Regions from separate parts of the Homo sapiens genome. Here region 1 is linked to region 2. The links are chromatin loops, found by intact Hi-C in ENCODE. Cell type or tissue: heart left ventricle. All regions are shown on one strand. Links, peaks and the distances in the headings refer to the core of each region. The heading gives the core; the rest is flanking DNA. Region 1 overlaps TSPAN5 (tetraspanin 5). Region 2 has its middle 11 kb from the start of EIF4E.

Region 1 (4,399 bases), core at 191-4,190, 470 kb before region 2:
AGATGGAGTTCACTGGAGAATGAGGCAATCAACAAAAAAGACAAATGATGCCAACTGGAGAGAGCTCGTGTCTTCTCCATGTTGGAAGGACATTACAAAATGGCAACTGTGGTGGGGGCAGAGATGAAGTAAGACAACCTTACAGTCGGAGTAAGATGTGAATACCTCTACCTATACAGAGACAAAAACACACACATGCAGAGCCATACACACACCCAAACAGTGAACACAGTTTTGAAAATAATTTCCTTTTTGTCCTTTCTCTGAGCAGACTGACACATTCATCGGCCACCACCATGCACCATGGGGCTGAAATGGAAAACCTCGCTTAATTTCCACAAAGTATTCTAGCTGGCTGCCCAGTTATGTGCTGGCAAATCTGTCCGCACCGAAAAATGTGCCTGTGGTTTTCCCAGAGTTCCACAGACTGATATCTGCTCCCCAGGAGGGCAACATCCGGTGGACACCAGCTGGATTAAAATCTAGAGGGCAAAACTCGTCCCTCCCACCTAAAGTGGGGGCAGGAGCGGCAGCACCAGGAAGTGGTTTCCCACTTTGTGTTACAGAGTACTTGCCCCAGTTCAACGCATTCCCCTCCAAAGTATTTGTGCTTTGATACCATCCTGATGGTTAGTCTGCAATAAGAGAACTGAAGGAGCTATGGCCATGCACTATTTTCTTTTTTTAATAAAAGCAAACTAAAACTGGAGGAAGAAAAAGAAACCATTAGAAGCTTTTGACTGGGTCAATGTTGTTTCCAAATTGGGTTTAATTCCATTCAAAGAGAAAGAAGGGGAGGGTGCAGAAAAGGCCACTCAGATCGACTCTGGAAGAGATCATCAAGACCAGGGAAGCATTTGGATGGTACAGCTGGTCTCTTCCCAGCCAGACTGGGAGGACATGCCACAACCTCCCAAGGCTGTGAACCTAGGAAATAAGTGCTGACCAAATAACATATTTCAATGTTTGTAGAAAAGCTGGCAGGAAAGGGAGATGATGGATTCAGATTCACAGGTCATGCAGATTAAGACTTAATCAAAAATTAATGCTTGAGCTGAGTAAGAAAACACTAAAATTTAAGTGGAACTGTATCATAGCTTTCACCTTTGGAAGACGAAAAACAACAAACATACAAAACAAAATGACCCAGAATATTCCAGAGTTTCCAAAAATCCAACTGCTAATTTTGGCAGGGTGAGAAGAAGGGGATATTTAACTGATACCTCTTCATTAACCTCATTTTCTCCTTGAATTTCACTGATAAACAAAGCTCAGGTCTACTTAGAAAAACGATCAGTCCTGCTAAAATACAGCCTCATGACGTCTTCCAATGCCCTTGCTCGGTGCACATGAAATACACAACTTCTCTTATAAGGAGACTTTCCAGGATAGACCAAGTGTGCTCGCCCAAGTGACTTGCTGAATACCATCACAAAATCTGAACCCAAAGATGAGTTGTTTTCTTCTTCAGATGAGAGTTGCAAGTGTTTCCTAAAATGTACATGGAGGGATGCCCACAAACCACTGCCCTCCCAGGTGAGGGGCTGAGTCTTTGAGGAGATGCACTCCTTCAGGCCATGGAACAGAAAGAAGGTGGTCCGTCCAAGGTGTGGTGAAGAGCAAAGCTGCCTCTCCCAGCCCTCCAATTACGGAAGATGAGGACAAGAATGTATTTTCTGCACATTCAAGTACATCTGGGTCCCCTACCCTCCCTTTTTTTCTTTTTTGGTAAGCATCTAACTGTCCATAAATTCATGGCTACAGTAGAGATTCACGGCGCAACGACTTTCATACTGGTTATTTTTTTTTTTAATTCTGTCAGTGAGCAGCATTTCCCAGTTTTACACTCCCCTAATGGCAGCTCCATTAGGCGAGACTGCAGGCTGCATCTGTGATTAGGTCCATGCAGCTCGAAGATCAGTTCGGCACGCGGGAGGGTCCCGAAAGCTGGGTCTGTCCAGTGTCTTGCAGCAGCGGTTGCAGGGGGTCTACCAGCTCGCCCTGACAGCTTCGATATCGCTAACCAAATTCTGGGCCAGGCATATCCCAAATATCTGAGAAAGGAAGAAAATGTGAGTGAAACAGTGACACTTGTAACTTGTTTCCCTGGCCACTGTGTCCCATTTTTTTAAATCATTGATTTTTGAAATTTAAGATGTAATTCATATGTGGTAAAAAGCATCCTTGAAATGTGTATAATTCAGGGGCTTTTAGTATATTCACAAAGCTATGCAACTATCACCACTATCTAATCACAGAACATTTCATTACCCCAAAAAGAAACCCTGTACCTGTGAGCAGTCATTCCCATCCCACCATCCCTACAGACCTAGCAACCACTAATCTACTTCCTGCCTCTGTGGATTTGCCTCTTCTGGACATTTCATATCAAGGGAATCATATAATATGGGGCTTTTGTGGCTGTCTTTTTCATGTAGCAAAATATTTTCAAGGTTCATATACATGTGCTATTAATTTATTCCTTTTGATGGTTGAATGATATTCCATGGCATGGATATGCCCCATTTTGTTTATCTACTCCTCAGTTGATGTGTATTTGCATTGCTCTCACATTTTGGCAATTATGAATAATTCTGCTATGAACATGAGCATACAAGTTTTTGGGTAAACACTTTCTCAATTCTTTTGGGTACTCCTCTAGGAGTAGAATTGCTGACTCATATGGTAGCACTATATTTAACTTTTGAGAAACTGCTAAATTGTTTCCCAAAGAGGTTGCAACATTTTCATTTCCATTAGCAACATATGAGGGTTTCGTTTTCTCCACATCCTTGCCGATACTTGTTATTGTCTGTCTTTTTTATTCTAACCGCTTTAACGAGTATGAAATATGTGGCTTTGAATTGCATTTCCTTAATGACTACTGACGTTGGCATCTTTTCATGTGCTTATTAGCCATTTTTTTTTTTTTTTTTTGAGACGGAGTCTCGCTCTGTCGCCCAGGCCGGACTGCGGACTGCAGTGGCGCAATCTCGGCTCACTGCAAGCTCCGCTTCCCGGGTTCACGCCATTCTCCTGCCTCAGCCTCCCGAGTAGCTGGGACTACAGGCGCCCGCCACCGCGCCCGGCTAATTTTTTGTATTTTTAGTAGAGACGGGGTTTCACCTTGTTAGCCAGGATGGTCTCGATCTCCTGACCTCATGATCCACCCGCCTCGGCCTTTATTAGCAATTTTAATCTTTAGAGAAATGTCTGTTCAGATCCTCTGCCCGTATTTTTGTTTGTTTGTTTGTTTTTTAATAATTTAAGGGACTGGGTTTTGCTCTGTTGCCCAGGCTGGAGTACAGTGGCGTGATCATAGCTCAGTGCAGGCTCCTGCCTCTGCTTCCCAAGCAGCTGGGATTACAGGGACAAGTCACCATGCCTGGCTGCCCATTTTTAAGTTGTTTGTCTTTTTATTGTTGACTTTTTAAAGTTCTTTATTTTTCTAGATACTAGGAGTTATCTTTTCACTGTCTTGATGGTATCATTTTCAGCACAGTTTTAAATTTTGAAGTCCAATTTATTTACATTTGTTTCATTGCTTATGCTTTTGATGTCATATCTAAGAAGACACTGCTTAATCCAAAGTCACAAATATTTATGCCTATGTTTTCTTCTGGAGTTCTATAGCATTAGCTCTTATATTTAGGTCTTTGCTTTATTTTGAGTTAATTTTTACATATGGTGTGAGTTAGTCTAAATTCATTATTTTGCATATCTAGTTTTCCCAGTACCATTTGTTGAAATGACTGCTCTTTCCCTATTGAATGGTTTTGGTTCCCTTGTCAAAAATCAACTGACCATATACGTACGAGCTTATTTCATCTTCTTTTTTGAGATAGGATCTTGCTCTGTCACCCAGGCTGGAGTGCAATGGCATGATCTCAGCTCACTGCAACCTCCCAGGCTCAAGTGATCCTCCCTCCTCAGCCCCCCAAGTAGCTGGGACCACAGGCATGCGCCATCATGCCCAGCTAACTTTTGTATATTTTGTAGAGACAGGGTTTTGTCATGTTGCCCAGGCTGTTTTGAAACTCCTGAGCTCAAGTGATCCACCTGACTCAGCCTCCCAAAGTTCTGGAATTACAGGCATGAGCCACTGCACCCGGCCTTATTTCTTCTTTTTAATCATATATATTTTTTTCTTATTTTTTTGAGACAAGGTCTTGCTCTGTCACCCAGGTTAGAGTGCAGTTGCATAATCACGACTCACTGCAGCTTCAACCTTCTGGGCTCAAGCAATCCTCCCACTTCAGCCTGCTGAGTAGCTAGGACCACAGGCATGTGCCATTACATTTGGCTAATTTTTTTATTTTTACTTTTTGTAGAGACAAGGACTTGCTATGTTGCTCAGGCTGGTCTTGAACTCCTGGGCTCAAGCCATCCTCCTGCCTTG
Region 2 (4,399 bases), core at 276-4,275:
TTTTTATCCAACAAGACCATTCTGGCCAACATGGTGAAACCCTGTTTCTACTAAAAATACAAAAATTAGCTGGGCTTGGTGGTGTGCACCTATAGTCCGAGCTACTTGGGAGGCTGAGGCAGGAGAATCGCTTGAACCCAGGAGGCGGAGGTTGCAGTAGGCTGAGATAGCGTCACTGCACTCCAGCCTGGCAACAGAGCGAGACTCGCCTCAAAAGAGAAGGAAGGAAGGAAGGAAGGAAGGAAGGAAAAGAAATTGGTGAAATTGGTACTGACATGAAATTACAAAGTGCATTTTAGTCTAAATAAATAAGAAAGAAAAATAAGGTATCAGAGGAATCTGAGACAAGAGAAAGTTGGCTGGAGATAGTTAAAATATTTCTAAGGCCCAGTCTCTTGAGATAGACCTGTAGCCAATAATTTACATAATAATAACAAAAATGACAAGGGAGTGAGTAAACAAGTAGTTCACAGAGCTAAAAGCAAGGCATGATGCAAGGTGTGAATGGAATTAGTAAGTAAAATGTGTTGCCTGGGTATGTAGAATTTGATATTTGTTTTAACAAATTTAAAAACTGTCAGCTGCTACTTTAAGTGGAGACAGAATTTCCCTTTAGCACATTTTTATTCTGAGAAGAATCACAGTAGTGGCTGCTTTTAGTTATGTAAATGTATGGGCAAAAGCATAATTGCAAACTAGGGCTGCTGGTAGACTGCTCCACTTCTCTAATTCTCTCTTCAGCAGCCAAGTAGCTTGGTATTAGGATAGTCCTCTTGGACTAGTAAGTTTCTAGGCTTTTTAATTAATTCAGAGGGAAATGCGACAACAGAAACTACTTCCCCAATAATGAGTGGAAAGTACCAAAATTAAATAAATATAACTGAGGTGTAATTTTAGGGAAGAACAATTGGATTGTGATTTCAACCAAGGAATGTAAAACTATGTGGTTGCAATATATTCTGCCTGAACTAAAAAAGTGCTTTAGCAGAGGAAAGGAAATTGGTAGTAGTCTCCCTGTCATGTTGAAAAGGAAAGTCCAGAAAGATTTGGCTGTGTGTTGCCTGCACTACTCGGGGCCCTAGAATACAAATATGGTAGCTGACTCATGGGGTAAGTATCTCCCTATGTCAGACTAGGAAAGTTAGTGACACTTATCATTATTGAATAGGTTATAAAACTCAAGAACAGGACAGGTGTGGTGGTTCATGCCTGTAATCTCAGCACTCTGGCAGGCCAAGGGAGGAAGATGACTTGAGCCCAGGGGTTTGATACTAGCCTGGGCAACATAATTTTAAAAAATAAATTAATTTTTAACAATAAAATAAATAAAATACATAACCTCAAGGACAACCTTATAAAATTAATCCTGATAATTGCTCCTAGATGAATGCTGATGAAGGTAAGTGAATTCTAAAAACAGTACTAATCTCCCTTCTACCTCACCAAATATGTTTCTTTTCCTGAATTCTTTATCCTGGTTAATTATAAAATCATCTTCCAGTCACTCCTTTCCTAAAATCTTGTCATCATCTCTCCAATGATGGTCACTCTTTCATCCTCCACATCCAGTAAATCAGCAAGGTTTAGCAATTATTATTATTATTATTTTTCAAGACGGAGTCTCCCTCTGTTGCCCAGGCTGGAGTGCAGTGGCTCAATCTTGGCTCACTGCAACCTCCGCCTCTTGGGTTAAAGTGGTTATTGTGCCTCAGCCTCCCTAATAGCTAGGACTACAGGCGCGCCCCACCATGCCGGCTAATTTTTGTATTTTTATTAGAGACAGGGTTTCACCATGTTGCCCAGGATGGTCTTGAACTCCTGACCTCGAATGATCCACCTGCTTCAGCCTCCCAAAGTGCTGGGATTACAGATGTGAGCCACCATGCCTGGCCATATTTTTATGTTCTCAAGTATTCCCTCTCCTCTTCATTCTCACTGTCTTAGTGTAGTGGACATCTATATATCTATAGTTCAGCTTTCTTTTTGTAATACTTGCAATTCTGATCTTTTGGGGACCTATTCCTTCTCACTCTAACCATGTGGTTCTACTGGGACTTGCCTCATGGTTCCCCTTACACCATTATTGGAGGCACATGACCTGGGTGGAAAATTAGAAGGAGTCATAACTGAAAGGGTGAATGCAGACACTTCACTTTATACAAGTCAAGGTTATCGTAGTGGTCATGGTGGATGACTTCTCAACAAGAGTCTCTCACAATGATTAGTCTAAGTCAGAAGTCACCATACTGTGGACATTTAGGGTCAGATAATTCTTAGTTGTGGAAGTTGTTTTATGTATTGTGAGATGTTTAGCAGTATCCCTGGCTTCTATCCTTTAGATGCCAGTGCACCCTTTCTCTAAGGTGTGACAACTAAAAATACTCCAGATATTGCCAAGTGACTCCTAGACAGTGAAATCATCTCAGGTTGAGAACTACTGGCCTAAACTATTTGTGGCAATCCTATTGCTTATTTCATTGGTCTCCAAAAACAGGCCAATGTAAGGTGTAAAAGTTTTGTCCACTAGAGGGCTTCTGGGAAGGTTTCCACAATCCTGAGAAAGTCGACTGGAATTAAGAGCATTTTCTTGAGAGAAGTTGTTTTTATGTGAATACTTAAACTGGCTGCAGTCAACATGGAGGGGGAAATGGAGAAATAAGGAATGTAAAGTAGGAGATAGAATAAATTTTACTCCTTAACTGTTGAGCCGATGACTTCTCTGCATGAGCCTAAAACAATCTTATCTCTGTACTACCACTTATTTTTGAGTATATATGTATGTACTAAAAAAAAAAAAAAAACAGCTCAAATGGGAGTGTACTGTACATGCTTTGTGTTACTTCTTTTTACATATTTGTAGGTGATGCTTTCATATAAGTATATAGAAAGCTGCCTAATTCTTTTCATTGACTGCAAATTATTTCATTTCATAGATAAGGAATAATTCATCTAACCAGTATCTTGGAGTCTTTTATGTGTGTTTTTTTTTAAAAAAAAAACAAAAACAAAAACATTTTTTCTAATGCAAAGAATGGTTCCATAACTTTCCATTATACACAAGTCATTGGAATAGACTTGAGAAGAGGAATTATTAAGACGGACGCCATGGCTCATGCCTGTAATCCTGACACTTTAGGAGCCCGAGGAAGTGGATCACTTGAGCTCAGGAGTTTGAGACCAGCCTGGCCTACGTGGTGAAACCCCGTCTCTACTAAAAACACAAGAAAATTAGCTGGGCGTGATGGCACACACCTGTAATCCCAGCTACTCAGGAGGCTGAGGCAGGAGAATCACTTGAACCCAGGAGGAGGAGATTGCAGTGAGCCAAGATCATGCCACTGCACTCCAGCCTGGGTGACAGAGTGAGACTCTGTCTCAAAAAAAAAAAAAAAGACAAATTATTAGGTGTGCATGTGTGATTTTCATAGATATTATAAAATATCCTGGGAAGAGATTGAATTAACATTCTCATTATCAACATATGGTAGCCTCATACTCTGATTAATAAATTATCAAACTTTGAGACGTAGTCTCGCTCTGCCACCCAGGCTGCAGTGCAGTGGCGCGATTTCGGCTCACTGCAACCTTCACCTCCCGGGTTCAAGCGATTCTCCTGTCTCAGCCTCCCAAGTAGCTGGGATTATAGGCATGGGCCGCCATGCCCGGCTAATTTTTGTATTTTTAGTAGAGATGGGGTTTCACTATGTTGGCCAGGCTGGTTTCCAACTGACCTCAGGCGATCTGCCTGCCTCAGCCTCCCAAAGTGCTGAGATTACAGGCTTGAGCCGCTGCACCCAGCCAGTTATCAAACTTTTTGTGCTTTGGTAATTTCATGAAATACTATATGCAATGTAATTTCAGTTTATATAATAAAACTTGTCAGAATGAAAATGGAATCATTTGTGTAAAACCCTGGCAAATGGAAGGCCTTGAAAGGAGGGTTGTCACGCATGTATGCCTAATAACAAGAACTATCACAAAAGATAGCAAAAAACATGACCTTACACAGAGGCTACTTCAACCTCATACAAAAAATACTTCTGTGAAAAATAAAAATACTTCTGTGAGCACATGTGCTGAGCAACTGCCTGTCCAACCTTGGACTGACACCATCCTCGTTATTGGTCTCTGTAGGCAAAGATAATTGTTTCAAAATAGTTATGTAATCCCCCTCATTTTTCACTGAAAAACCCTTTTACCTCCCAGAACATGCTCCCTGTATTCCCATTGCAAGGCTCAATCCCCAAAACTATCATTTTCTTTTATAGAGTCTCTCTCTGCCTGTTATTTAGGTTGACATAATCTGGTGTCAAGAAGTGGGACCAAAGTGAGCTCACCTTGATGGATCGGTGACTCCTGGAATCACATGAAGTTCCCACATTGAGCCCCTTTGAGCTCT

What was found. Peaks named below come from ENCODE experiments on the same cell type or tissue, not always from the same donor. Only the 100,000 strongest peaks of a DNase experiment are listed, where the experiment ranks them.
Region 1: a loop joins it to region 2, with 2.6 times the contacts of the local background. A loop is called at or near these places in 33 of 110 quality-filtered maps.

What each region holds. Positions count from the first base shown.
Region 1 is chr4:98,470,534-98,474,932 of GRCh38, forward strand. TSPAN5 (tetraspanin 5) reads right to left here. Exons shown (of 8, transcript NM_005723.4): 8 at 1-2,054. The coding sequence ends at 1,989. Among named protein-coding and RNA genes, the nearest start is that of TSPAN5, 190 kb to the right of the region's middle. In heart left ventricle, for the core only: no CTCF peak of the experiment used is centred there; a DNase peak (open chromatin) is centred at 1,968.
Region 2 is chr4:98,937,489-98,941,887 of GRCh38, forward strand. No RefSeq gene overlaps it. Among named protein-coding and RNA genes, the nearest start is that of EIF4E, 11 kb to the left of the region's middle. In heart left ventricle, for the core only: a CTCF peak has its summit at 2,517 (motif pointing right); no DNase peak of the experiment used is centred there.